Regions from separate parts of the Homo sapiens genome. Here regions 1, 2 and 4 are each linked to region 3. The links are chromatin contacts, found by Hi-C or POLR2A ChIA-PET in ENCODE. All regions are on one chromosome and are shown on one strand. The core of a region is the stretch at or near the end of the contact, and the rest is flanking DNA. Distances in the headings are between cores, read along the strand shown.

The links. A loop is a pair of places that touch in the nucleus more often than their neighbours do. ChIA-PET counts read pairs that join two places held with the same protein, here RNA polymerase II (POLR2A). Pooled maps may share reads with other maps.
Region 1: POLR2A ChIA-PET joins it to region 3 with 10 read pairs in BJ. The contact joins two enhancer-like sites. A Hi-C loop is called at or near these places in 2 of 50 pooled maps. POLR2A ChIA-PET finds 5 or more read pairs at or near these places in 2 of 52 experiments (BJ and Panc1).
Region 2: a map of CD14-positive monocyte shows a loop between it and region 3 (2.6-fold over the local background). The contact joins two enhancer-like sites. A Hi-C loop is called at or near these places in 1 of 168 maps with a recorded cell type or tissue (CD14-positive monocyte) and 1 of 50 pooled maps. POLR2A ChIA-PET finds 5 or more read pairs at or near these places in 1 of 52 experiments (MCF 10A).
Region 4: a map of left ventricle myocardium inferior shows a loop between it and region 3 (3-fold over the local background). The contact joins the promoter of LINC02777 here to the enhancer-like site in region 3. A Hi-C loop is called at or near these places in 2 of 168 maps with a recorded cell type or tissue (dorsolateral prefrontal cortex and left ventricle myocardium inferior) and 3 of 50 pooled maps. POLR2A ChIA-PET finds 5 or more read pairs at or near these places in 2 of 52 experiments (MCF 10A and activated B cell).

The regions. Positions count from the first base shown.
Region 1 is chr1:59,040,233-59,043,335 of GRCh38, reverse strand. The region is part of intron 2 of LINC01358 (long intergenic non-protein coding RNA 1358); the gene reads right to left. Among named protein-coding and RNA genes, the nearest start is that of LINC01358, 21 kb to the right of the region's middle. Within about 2 kb of position 1,440, at least 2 of the 41 ENCODE cell types and tissues checked have a DNase peak (open chromatin) inside an H3K27ac peak, as active enhancers do.
Region 2 is chr1:58,881,617-58,884,920 of GRCh38, reverse strand. All of the region lies in intron 1 of JUN-DT (JUN divergent transcript), which reads right to left. LINC02777 (long intergenic non-protein coding RNA 2777) reads left to right here. Exons shown (of 5, transcript NR_183656.1): 5 at 1,187-2,043. Among named protein-coding and RNA genes, the nearest start is that of LINC02777, 21 kb to the left of the region's middle. RefSeq lists enhancers at 1,530-1,824, 727-1,926. Within about 2 kb of position 1,485, at least 27 of the 41 ENCODE cell types and tissues checked have a DNase peak (open chromatin) inside an H3K27ac peak, as active enhancers do.
Region 3 is chr1:59,668,438-59,671,368 of GRCh38, reverse strand. All of the region lies in intron 13 of FGGY (FGGY carbohydrate kinase domain containing), which reads right to left. Among named protein-coding and RNA genes, the nearest start is that of MIR4711, 63 kb to the left of the region's middle. RefSeq lists an enhancer at 1,517-2,071. Within about 2 kb of position 1,513, at least 13 of the 41 ENCODE cell types and tissues checked have a DNase peak (open chromatin) inside an H3K27ac peak, as active enhancers do; they include dorsolateral prefrontal cortex and left ventricle myocardium inferior, where a contact is called at or near this core.
Region 4 is chr1:58,902,705-58,905,657 of GRCh38, reverse strand. It overlaps LINC02777 (long intergenic non-protein coding RNA 2777), which reads left to right and starts at 1,520. Exons shown (of 5, transcript NR_183656.1): 1 at 1,520-2,090. RefSeq lists silencers at 1,427-1,676, 1,737-2,126.

The DNA.
Region 1 (3,103 bases), core at 191-2,690, 630 kb after region 3:
CCTTCCCCATGGGCCAAGCACTGAACTAAGCACTTTGAAGCTTCAGAACAACTTTACAAGGTAATTGCTACTCTTGCCCCCATTTTACAGACGAGCAAACTAGAAAACACAGAGAGGTTATATTACTTAATGTAAGGCCATCAGCTAACCAGCGTTCATATCCAAGCAACCTGCCTCAGGATTCATGCTCCTTATCCCTAGGAGCTGAGGAGTGAGGGATTAAAAGTGCAGGGAAGGTATGAAAACAGCCAGGTAAGCTCTCTGTGACAAGAGGCTCACTACCCCTCAGTGGCATGTTCTATCATTAACCACTTTTTGCAGGTTGTGCTATGACATGGTACCTCTTACCACCTGCAGGGGGGCACAATTATGAGATGTTTCTAGTGACTTGTGGAAGGAATTGTCAGATTTGGCAAATAAAAGTACAGGACATCTGGTCACATTTGAATTTCAGATCAAGTTTGTGTGTCCCATGCAACATGTGGGACACACTTATTCCAAAAAAGTTTTATCATTTATCTGAAATTCAAATTTAACTGGGTATCCTATATCTTATCTGACAAATCTATTTCCAGTGCAACAGAATAAGGACAAGTGATGGTGATTTCTTTCCCTTTAGAAGACTTGAATGGGTGTGATTACTGCTTTGCTCAACTGGTGCAGAAGGTTGACATGAAAGGCTTGGCTGAATCAGTTTCAAGGGAATGGGGATGACCTCTCTTTGCTCATCTCTACTGGGAAGTCCTTTGAAGCCTCCAAAATCACCACTGAGGGAACCTGGAACAGCCCTCTAAACTGGAGCAGAACTCCCCGGAATGATCTGGAGAAGGCCTTGCTCACTGGCTGGCTGTGTCCTTGGCTTAGTTTCCAATGCCTGGCGCACAACTCAGAAGCTACCTTAAACAATAATCTCCCTCCTTCTCAACTTCACAAAGGATCTCCAGGGTCCTTCTAGGATGTTTGGGTCTCCAAGCACTAATTCCTGCTTCTTTCTGAAACTTAGTAACCTCTTCTGTGATAATCAGAGAAAAAAGAAGAAAAACCCATAGTAGATTTTCAATAGATATAACCCATTCACTCCCCTCAACCAACGCCGCCTTCTCACCATCAGATGTCATAGTAGTCATTCCCTTGGGTTTTCCTGCCGGTGAATATTACAGAGTCCTAGAAGAAGAATAACAAACCTCAAAGGATTGCCTGGTTTTAACAACATATTGTGAATTCCCAAAAAATTTCCCCCAGGAAATCTGTTTTGAAATATACGTGGGGTTACTCCACATCACAGACATCTGTGCTGAAGCTTGCTTTCCTCATGGCTGGCATCCCAGACAGACCCCTTGGCTGGAACAAACCTTCATCTCCTTGTCACAACCTGACCCCAATCCTTCCACCTCCCCCTCTTCCCCACAAAGTCACACCCCCATGCCCTGTGTGGAGTGGTTTCTATCAGCAGAGCATGTTTGAGCTCGCTGGGAAAGTGGCCTCTCACATGATTTTAATCTGCTTTGTCTTCCCTGATTACCAAGATGTCCCAGACCAAACTACATTTAGATGAAATGCATTTGGGTGGGTGTACTCTGCCTGCCTCAGCAGAAATATTGTAGCAGCCACCCAGCACATAGCTGAGACATGCACAAAATGCAGACCAGCATCTGAAAGCAAAGGGAACTTTTTAAGGTGTATTATACTAACATCCATAAATATGCACATTTATAGGCATCCTGATTAGGCCTCAGGCAAAGGCCATAGTATTTTTTTAAAAAGGAAAACTCAGTTAAAAAGGACTGAGAACAGAGCAAAACCAAACTCTTCTTGGGTTTTTTAGCTTTGTGGTGTGGATAGGAACTTCTCCTTCCTCCTTGCCCTTCCTTAAGTACAGTACATTTCACTGTGGGATTGTAAAGGACAGGGTCCCAGCTTTTTTTCTGAATAACTTCTTAATGGAAGCTGCTAAACTGACTTTATCAGCCAGACATGTCCTTGACTTTGTCACCTGGAGCCAGAATATCCTCATCACCATTATCTTCTTCATCCCATGGCTAAGAGTCATTGATCATTTATTTTGTGCCAGAAATTTTGCTACATATTCTGCATGATTTATCCAATTTAATTTCATAGTGATCTTCTATTAGAGGTGTAATTTTTTTTTTTTTGAGATAGAGTCTTGCTCTGTTGCCCAGGCTAGAGTGCAGTAATGGCTCACTGTAGCCTTGAATTCCTGGGCTCAAGCAATCCTCCTGTCTTGGCCTCCCAAAGTGCTCAAATTACAAATGTGAGCCACAGGGGCACCCCAGAGGTATAATTTTTAGTCCTCATTTTAAGAATGAGAAGATTGAGGTTTAACAAGATTAAGTGATATGCCCAGGGTCATATAGCTAATCAAGGGGAAAACTCGTATTCAAATTCCAGACTGTGCAACCCAAGGCTGGCACACTTAACAACAGTGCCTATTGCTCCCCAGGGATTGATAGCAAGGCAATTCTGGTAACTACTGGGCCAGGGAGATTAAAGAGACTCATCCTTTAAGGCTCCCACTCAAAACCTTCCTGTATGAGTAGAGTGGATCCATCCCTCCTGTTTTTACTTCTCTGGTCTAGGAAGTTATTTCTAAGAGTTTGAGCTGTTTTGAGGAGACAAGAGGACATAGTGGGGCGGGGAAAAACCCAAAAACTTTGATGTGAGACAGAGCTAGATTTATAGCATGGCCCAGAATCATATGAGTTATATGAAGTCAGAAAACTAAATCTTAGTTTCCTTACCTCTAAAACAGGCATAATTATATTTGCCTCATAGGATTAATATGATTATTAACTAGAAAAACATAGCCTCCTGCTATACTTCGAATGTTGGCGTGCCCTCCACCCCAAAAATTCATAGGTTGAAACTTAACTCCTAAGGTGATAGTATTAAGATGCAGGGCCTTTGGGAGGTGATAGGGTCATGACGACTCTGCTCTCATCAATGGGATTAATGGCCTCATAGAAAGAGGCTTGTTTTCCACCACCATGTGATGACCCAGTAAGAGGGTGCAATCTATGAAGTAGAGAGCGCTATGAAGCTCCCTATGAATCTATGAAGTGGAGAGCTCTCACCAGACATTGAA
Region 2 (3,304 bases), core at 236-2,735, 790 kb after region 3:
TCTCTCTAGCCCTTAGTCCTCTCTATTACTGCAAGGATTTGGCTTCAAGGTTGGAGCCTGGCTCACTGCCTTTCTTATGCTTCCTAAGCAGAACCCCAGGGTGAGAGGATGTGTGTGTGAGGGGAAGAGGCTGGCCAATGCCTCCTGTAAAGGTAGGTGTCCAGAGTCTGAAAGCCTTGGGTTCAATTCCTGGCTCACTCACTCAGATGTTAATGGCTCCAGGTAAGTCACTGAACCTCTCGGAGCCTCAGTTCTCACATCTGGGCTTGCTCTAGTAAGGGGTAAAGAGGTAATGGAGGGAGAAACACTTTGGAATCTGTAAAGTACACTGTTCAGAATGAGAAACTTCTACAAGTAGATTGACTCTCCTTGCTCTGCCCCTTTCTTCACTAAAAGAGTATTTAGATAGAGGCAGATAGCTGCCTTAGAATATAAGCAAAAAGATGTTTTATTTAGAGACATTTTCCAGACATCTGGAGATGAGAAGAACTTGGTATCCCAGAGACACCCTGGAAGAGTCCCCTAAAGGAGAATGGGAAAAGGAAAACATTCTCTGAACACCTATTATATTTTAGATACTGTGACAGTCCCTTTCATATATAAAGAGTGGCAATGATGATGATGCTGGCTAACAAGAAAGTTGAGTGCCCACTGTGTGACAGGTACCCTTTTGATTGCTTTACATATATTATCCCCATTTTACAGATGAGGAAGCTGAGGCACTGCAAAGTAAAAACAAATTTCCAAGGTCACCCTAAGCTAAGGTTTAAATTGCAGCAGCCAGAGTCGCAGGGCCATGTGCACAGCCGTCTCTCCACACTGCGTTCAGTCTGCACATTGTTAGTCTCATGTAACACCACCTGCCACTTTCAGATAAGGAACTGAGCCTCAGGAAGATTACGTTACTTGCTTAGGGTCACATAGAGGGGAGAGAGGAGGTTCATTGAGTGTTTTGCTTTTTTTCTTCTTTCTTCAAAAATATTTCCTTCTTTGGCTATCTTTTTGACTAGAACAAAGGCATTGTTGATTCAGTTCGCGTCTGAATCTTGCTTCCTATTATTTCCTCACTTGAGTCCTAGGTTCCCCTTAGGATCAGACAGAAGAAGTCTACTGCCTTGTTCATAGGGAAATCTCTGAAATACCCAAAGCCTATCCTCCCAACATGTTTGCTTCTTTTCTTCTTCAGGAAAAGAAATACAAGTCCTTCCGCCTTGGCAAAGATGATAGTACCGTTCCCTTCAGTGTTCCGGTTCTGCTCTATTGGATAAGTTCCGGTTTGACTATGACTACGTGAAAATGTGGAACCAGACCTTCACCCCACATTCCAGCTCCAGCTCTACCACAGAGGAAGTGCAATATCACCTTAGTTATTCAACACATTATGCTCCTCGTGATACAACCAGAGTTCACATCAGCAATCTTGGCAGCTCTCACCACGCTGCTGACTCACGACTCTCTCATGTCCCAATTTCCTGTCCATTGTTCTTTCCTCTACTTGGCCTGATTTCTAAAGGCCTCTCTTGGTTGCATTAAGCGGGATTCCTGAGGGATTCCCTTGGCAGTTACCTTGGGGGAGCTCTTAGGTTTGGGGCTGATCCATGTCCTCTAAATGTAGGACTTCAAAGCTCCCAAAGATAGGCAGGCCCAGTGGGAAGCTGGGAAATGCTCTCTGACCCCTCTGGGAGGGCTGGCAGTCAGAGGGCCTTTTGGAAAGAGTCAGACCTGATCCATAAGTCCCTGGAAAACACCCTGCCCAGGGAGCAAATGCCACTGTGGCCTTGACTGAGGCTTCAGAAGAGTTTGGGAGCTGCAATTCATCCACACACGCATTCATTTTCAAGTAGTGGTTTGCAGTTCAGGCTTTGGAGCCACATAAGCCTGGCTTCAAAGCCACTTTCCAGCTTTGTAGGAAGTCTCTACATTTTTAAACCTCCATTTTTTTTTCCTGTAAAACTGGGGTCTTCATGGTACTTAACTTCATCGTGATGTTGAGAGAATGAAAAGAAAAAGGATAAATAAATGGCTTAGCCTCGTGCCTTGGCACATATTGTGATTGTTTCTTCACGTCTTTGTTCTCCTGGTGAAGCATTTATTCAGCAAGTGTTCACCAAGAGGCTGCCGGGGCAGCTGGGCGCTGTGGCGGAAAGAACACAGATGCTAATAAAAGCCTGAGCACAGGATCAGGCTCTGTGGGTAAAGATGCTCCAGTGGACCAGCTGAACACTTTACAGGAGACTCGTTCTGGCTCTGCATTTGGACGGCTGAGCTCCCACCCACTTCATCCCCCACCCGCAGCACACACACCAGCTTCTGGGCCATTTCTGAGTTGGGAGCTTCTCAGATTACGCTCAGTGTGACCTTGGGCAAATCCCATCACTCATCTCAGCCTCTGGCATATTTCCTATAAAACAGAGATAATAATACCCACCATACCAAGTTTTTGTAGTAGATTAACCAACAGCAAATGTGAAGTGCCCAGCGAAGCCCAGCATGTGGTTGATGCTCCACAACTTCTAGCTCCATTCCCCCCACCACACCTTCCATAACCGTGTGCCAAGCTTGGGCTAGATGCTGGTGGTCAACAGATTAAAAGAAGCTAGACCTGCCTGCAGGGAATTTAAACTTTAATGGGGGAAATAAACATTTGAACTTCTATCCCAGAGAAAGAGCGCTAAGGGCTGTGATGAAATTATGTCTGAAGGGTTATGGAACACCAGGAAGGGCAAATCGCTTTGCCAGTTTGGCCCTCAGTTTCCTTGTGTGTCAAATGAATGAAATTGGTTACTACCCCATGTGAGATGACTTAAGTGAGTTAGTGAGTGTGCAACTACATGTCGGAAAGTTTAGTTCTGTGCTAGTGCTTCTATTTACTTATCTGTTTCCCCATTAGAACTTCATCCCCTTGAAGGGGATGTCTTCTAAGCCTATGTCTTATTCATTCCTCTGTCCCCAGCACACTGGCATAGAACTGGTGCCCAGTCAACATCTGTTGAGTAAACAGATAAAATGACTTATTATCTAATTTTATCCCCCAAGACCCCAGAGAGATACACCATCCTATAGATGGAGGAAAAACTGAATACAGAGTTCAGTGAGTGGCCTGGCAATCAGTGGCTAAGCCAGGCATCTTGGAACCTGTGGTGATGACCTTTCTGCTAGATTTCACAACACAGGCCACTCTGGTTCGGGTGGGATGACATTGCTTTCCTGGACATGACTCAGCTTTCCCTGGGGGTCACTGAACCCAGCCATCAGCCTTCACACTGAGTCATGGGCTGAGGTGAACTTCAGACCTGAGGAGGGA
Region 3 (2,931 bases), core at 264-2,763:
AAACACTGTTAGTATCCCAAGGTACTTCTTGGTTGTCTGGGCTTCCAGCACCCTGCCCACAGCTCTGTACACTGACTATTCAACTTCCCTCCGGTTAACCTAACTGGAGTGTGTATCTGTTCCCTGCCTGGACCTGACTGACACCGACACATTTTGTCCTCTGGGTCCCCACTCTACTCACTCTGGATATTGGTCATAAGACCAAGGGCACTTTTTCTGTGTTTTATAAAGAACCTCTTGGCTGGACATTACTGTTCTTCTTAGCATCCCTGTGCCAACCTCAGGGCTTGGCACACTGGTGTGCACAGAGAATGCTTTTGAGTGAATAAATGAAAGAACAAATAATTAAAATAATGAGTAAGACCAGAAGAGGGAAACCCCTACTGAAACTACCAGTACTAAAAAATAAAACTTAGAAGAAGGAACATTTAGTCCCAAGTCAGTGGGGGAAACTTAACAATTACTTAGTACATACCAAGTATTTCTTGAAACCACAGTTAACCAAATGACCAGGGTACAAGGAGGTTCTTCCTCCTCATGTAGACAGCATTTCCCAAGCTGGCAAGGCCCCGCTCTCCCTGCTTGTACAGAGCAGGCTGTTCTCAACATGGCAAAGATTCACTTTCAAAATAATAAGCTGCTTTTTTTTTTCCCTCAAATGCCCCTCTTTCTTTTTGGCATGGGGCTTCCTAGATGGAATAAGAGAATTGACATTTACTGATCACCTACTTGGACTAGGCACAGAGTTTGATGCTCACAAACTCGCAAGCATTTATTCCTCAGCAGTGATCTACATGAGGGAGATGATAATGTTTTTTGGTTTGTTTGTTTCAGAAGAGGGAACTGAGGCTCAGAGAGGTAAAGTAACTTGCCCAAAGTCACAGAGCTGATCTGCTTTTTCCACTGTTCCACACTATCTCCAAAAAAATCTCCCAAATTCGAATGTGTTTTTCACATGCATTTCTGAGAATCATGTTCCAGGTCTACAGTCCTCCCTAACTGTCTTTGTAGGAAAACTAGAGCAATACAATGTTTAAAGGCACCAATGACACTACCTCTATACTGGCTGCTTGTGTACGTGCCTTTTACAGGGACAAATGCAAATGTGTTCTTTTCTCTGAGTCCTGGGTGAAGGAGAGGAAGAGGGCAGCTTTGGCTGGAATGTGAACTATTTTATCTGATGCATTAATGAGTTTAGCAGAACCCAAAGCATTCAAAGGCAGATGCACTTTGCCATCACTTGTCAGTCACAGGCTTCCAAAGGCAGAGGAATTCCAGGCTAAATAAAAGGTCTCTTTGTCTGGAACTGTAACTGGTCCATAGTTAGAGACAAAAGGTCCAGTTTCAATCGGAATCCAAATAACGATTAACAGCCTTTTCATTCAACAGCCTAGAGGAGAACAGTTTCCAAAGCAGAACTTTCTGTGAAGCCGCTGCACTCCCCGCCGTGCTTCTGAGTCAGCCCAGGGATGTAGGGCCTGGAAGATGACCCATTTTCACAAAGTCCAGGGCTGCAGCGCGGAGTCAGTGCCGGGGTCACTCACAGCTAGCTGTTCTGCTCTGGGAGGCCCTGTTTCCCATTTTCTAGAGTACTGTGTTCTCCAAAGCTGACTTTCATCTTTCCTCTTGCATCCAGATAGGAAGTTTTTTGGCTATCAGAAGGCTGGAAATTGGGGCCGGGTGCGGTGGCTCATGCCTGTAATCCCAGAACTTTGGGAGGCCAAGGCGGGTGGATCACTTGAGGTCAGGAGTTCAAGACCAGCCTGGCCAACATGGTGAAACCCTGTCTCTACCAAAAAATACAAAAAAAAAAAAAAAAAAAAAAAAAGAAGTCTAGAAATTGGAATGTCACAGATCAAATTTTAAGCTTGAATGTTATCTGAACTAGCCAGCTGATTTTTAGATAAAATGTTATGGTTTTTCTCCTGAGGACAATTATAAGGCAATCTGGGCTCTTTTTATGTCTTTCCTCCTTCTGCTTTGAACGGCCCACTTCTATAGGGTTTTGGACATCTCAGGAAAGTGGCGTCATCATCAACTGGTTACAAACTTGGCAGAAAAGTCAAGAAACCTGGGTCAGCAGTACAGTACAAAGGGACGGTGGGCCCCGACACACCACAGTTACAATATTGGTCCTGCCCCATACTGGCTGTTTGACTTTAGATAGCCAATTTAATTCACCTACCCACCCATCAACTTGCTTGTCTGTAAGATGGGGGCACCGATTTCTACCTTTGGTGGTATGGGAGGATTAAGTGTCTACAGCGTGATTCACACTGACACATAGTAGGTGCTTGGTTAATGGTAATACTTTCTATACTTCACATCCCAATAGTTCTGCCCTTAGACTGTATGCTTTTTTTTTTTTTTTTTTTTTGAGATGGAGTTTTGCTCTTGTTGCCCAGGCTGGAGTGCAATGGCGCAATCTCGGCTCACTGCAACCTCCGCCTCCCAGGTTCAAGCAATTCTCCTGCCTCAGCCTCCCCAGTAGCTGGGATTACAGGCATGCGCCACCACGCCTGGCTAATTTTTTTTTTTTTGTATTTTTAGTAGAGATGGGGTTTCTCCATATTGGTCAGGCTGGTCTCGAACTCCTGACCTCAGGTGATCCGCCCACCTCGGCCTCCCAAAGTGTGGGGATCACAGGCGTGAGCCACCGTGCCCGGCTGACTGTATGCTTTTCTTACTGTCCTCAGACTTGTGTCTCAGTCTGCTTATCTCTAAGCTGGGAATAAGTGACTTACTTAGTTTCATCTCATGATGTGCAAAGATCAGTTACGTCCATCGTGTTAGACAAGGCTCTCATCTGCAGGAATCTGTGTGGCTTAGAGGGGGATGGAGGATATAATGGGGCAGGGACTTTGACCTGGCCAGAAGTCAGAGGTAAGAAAGTAGGGGATGAGGGACAGCAAAGGATAATGATAAATGGAG
Region 4 (2,953 bases), core at 271-2,770, 770 kb after region 3:
TAATACACTGAATATTACCCTTTGAAGTCATCTAGCAGCGGGAGCCAAACTTATCATTTTGCAGAAGGGGAAACAGATTCAGACAGAGGGAGGAACAGGCCCAATCCAAACATAAAGTTAAAGGCAGAGCCAGGATGAGAACCTAGGTCTCTGATACCTACTCCTGCTCTTAACTCTGCAACATGCTTTCTATCTCACTATCTTAGTAAGCAACATTCAAGACCTTCACGATTCCGTCTTCATTCAGTGAACATCTGATTACTTAGAGGTTCAAATTGCTTTCTATATCTTAACTCATTCAATCCTTATAGCAACCCCACAAGGCTGATCTTATTGTCAATCTCCATGTTGTAGATAAGGACAGTGAGGCTGAAAGGGGTTAAGTCACTTGGTTAAGGCTCACAACCAGTAGGTAGTAAAGCCAAGATCTGAAACTGGACAGTTGGGCTCCTAAGCCTGTGCCCTTAACCACAACACCATATTGACCCTTCAAGAGTGAAAAAGTATGTGGCGTCTGCCTTAGACAGGCATACTCCCCAGGTGGGAGACACAACCTGCAATAAGTGTGTGCAACCTCATACTATGGGCACCAAGAGAAGAAAGGAAGGAAGGATTAATTTTACAGGGGGAGGAGGGAGAGAATCAGGAAAGCTGCCTGGAGGAGGTGAGCTTTATCCAGTTTCCAGAGCTGACTCACTTTCCTCCAGGTTTCTCTGCAGATGGACGAGTCTTTGCTGAGGCAGGCAGGTAGAAAGGGACTGGAGCTTAAGGGATGCAGTCAAGGAAGTCAGTGAGAGAGGGAGGGCAGGACATTAGGCTTGAAGTGTGTGAGGTGGGCAAGTTAATGAACCTCCAAGAGCCTCAACTTTCTCATCTGCAGAATGGGGATGATAACACCCACCTTCTGAAGCTGTTTGAATATTAAATGAGATAACGTGTATATACTTCCCGACCCAGTATTATTCCTCTTTATTTACCTTTCATAAAACTATTTCACTCACTAAAAATAAATTTAATTGAGCATATTTTTGACACAGTAGCATTAATAATCTTGAGTGTCATTATCAGTCATTCATAATAACAATATAATGAATAATAATGTTAATTGCCATTGACAGCACTAAGTGCTTAAAATGTATGATCCGTATTTATCCAATCTAATCCTCAGAATGTATCTTAAAGATAGGTAAGGCGTCATTATCCCCATTTTACAGATGAGGATAATGAGGCTGAGAGAGATGGAGAAAGATATACAAAGGTCACCCAGCGAGGAAGCGGCAGGATGGGTATTCAGACCCAGGTCTGTTGGTCCCAGAAAAATGTCCCCCCACACAGAGGATGTCCCGTGTTTGCAGTTCATGTTGGTCTTGGCCACGTCCCTCCGCTCTTTCTCAGAAGGAAAACAAACATTCTAAGAGGTCTGCTAGGCCGAGGGAACGCGAACGCCAAAGAGAGGGAGGGAAGGGGCTGGCCGAGGCCGGAGGATGGGCCCAGACTGGGAGGGTGGAGCCGGCTCCTCGCCCCGAGCCCGACAGCCGCATAAAGCCTGCTGCTTTCACTGGCCCGGTGGGGGCCAGCAGGGTCAGGGCCCGCGGAAACCCTCAGCCTGGCGGGCCGGGAGGCCGCGGTGCTGCACTGGCTCGGCGCGCTCCCCGAGTGGCGCTCAGGCGGGGCGCGTTCATTTCATCTACAGACTGTCGGGAAGGCTTCCCGAACTCCTCCTCCCTGCCCGCCTTTGCGCAGGGCCGGACTCTTCGGAAACTGAAATCACGGGCCGCCCGGCCCCCACCAGTCCTCGTGGGATCCGGCCCGGGTTAACCTTCTATGGGGAGGCCCAGGAGGGCCGGGCGGAGCGCCGGGGCGGGCGTGCGCTGACGTGGCGAGCGGCTCCCTCCACCCGCTCCTCCCGCGGGCACTGCCGAGGCCCATGGGCGGGAAGCCGGGCGGCGGGCGGGACGTGGCCTCGGTCCCGGCCCTGCCCCGCCCCGCCGCCACTGAGACTCCCAGCGCCACCAACGTCGGAGTTGCAGTTTCTTTAGCTGTCATATGCAGACAAGTACTACCCACCTCGCCTTTGGAGTGAGCAGCATGTATGTACGGTACCTGACACCTAAGAAATGCTCAATGTATGGTCCCTACATGGTGTCACTGTGATTGTTGTCGTTGTGGTTACGCTGGGTTGGGCAGCTCGCCTTGTGAAATAATGAGCTCCCATTGCTGAGACCGTTCAGGCACAAGTTGAATGAGTTCGGGGGACAAAAAGAAATACGTTAGAACAGGAAGTCCCCCAAATTTGGCATCCCTCAATACCGATCTGGTGACTTCAGAATCACCTGGGAAGCTCAAACAGCACCTCAGACCAGGGATCGAAATCCCGGAAGGCAAGCTCGTCTAAAAGTACAGCTTCATGTGTAAACCACTGATCTAGGCCAATAGTCCCTGCACTTTTCATCTTCAAAGACCCTTCTGTGATTCCCTCCTGCCCCACTGACTGCACAGTGTAAAGTATGTTGTTGACCAAACTAGATTTAACTCACAATTAATTTACTCTCTAACTAAATTATTAATCAAAGCCCCAGAGTTCATTAAACAATTATTGAATACCTACTGTGTGCCAGGCACTGTGCTGGACACTGGTGGTCTGGCGGATAGACAAGGACTCTGTCCTCATGGACTTACCAGTCTGGGGAGGGAAAGCAGAAAATGAACAAGAATTCAAATACTGACACTGAAGCCAAGAGAATCCAGCTGAGCTGAAGGCACCCAATATTCCTACAATGAGCAGATATGGGTGTATCAAAAGCAAAAGCAAATAGAAGCCTGGCACGGTGGCTCACATCGGTAATCCCAACACTTTGGGAGGCCGAGGCAGGCAGATCGCTGCCTGCCTTAGAATATATTGTGATAGAGAAGAGTCCATGAGTTCAAGACCAGCCTGACCAACATGGTGAAA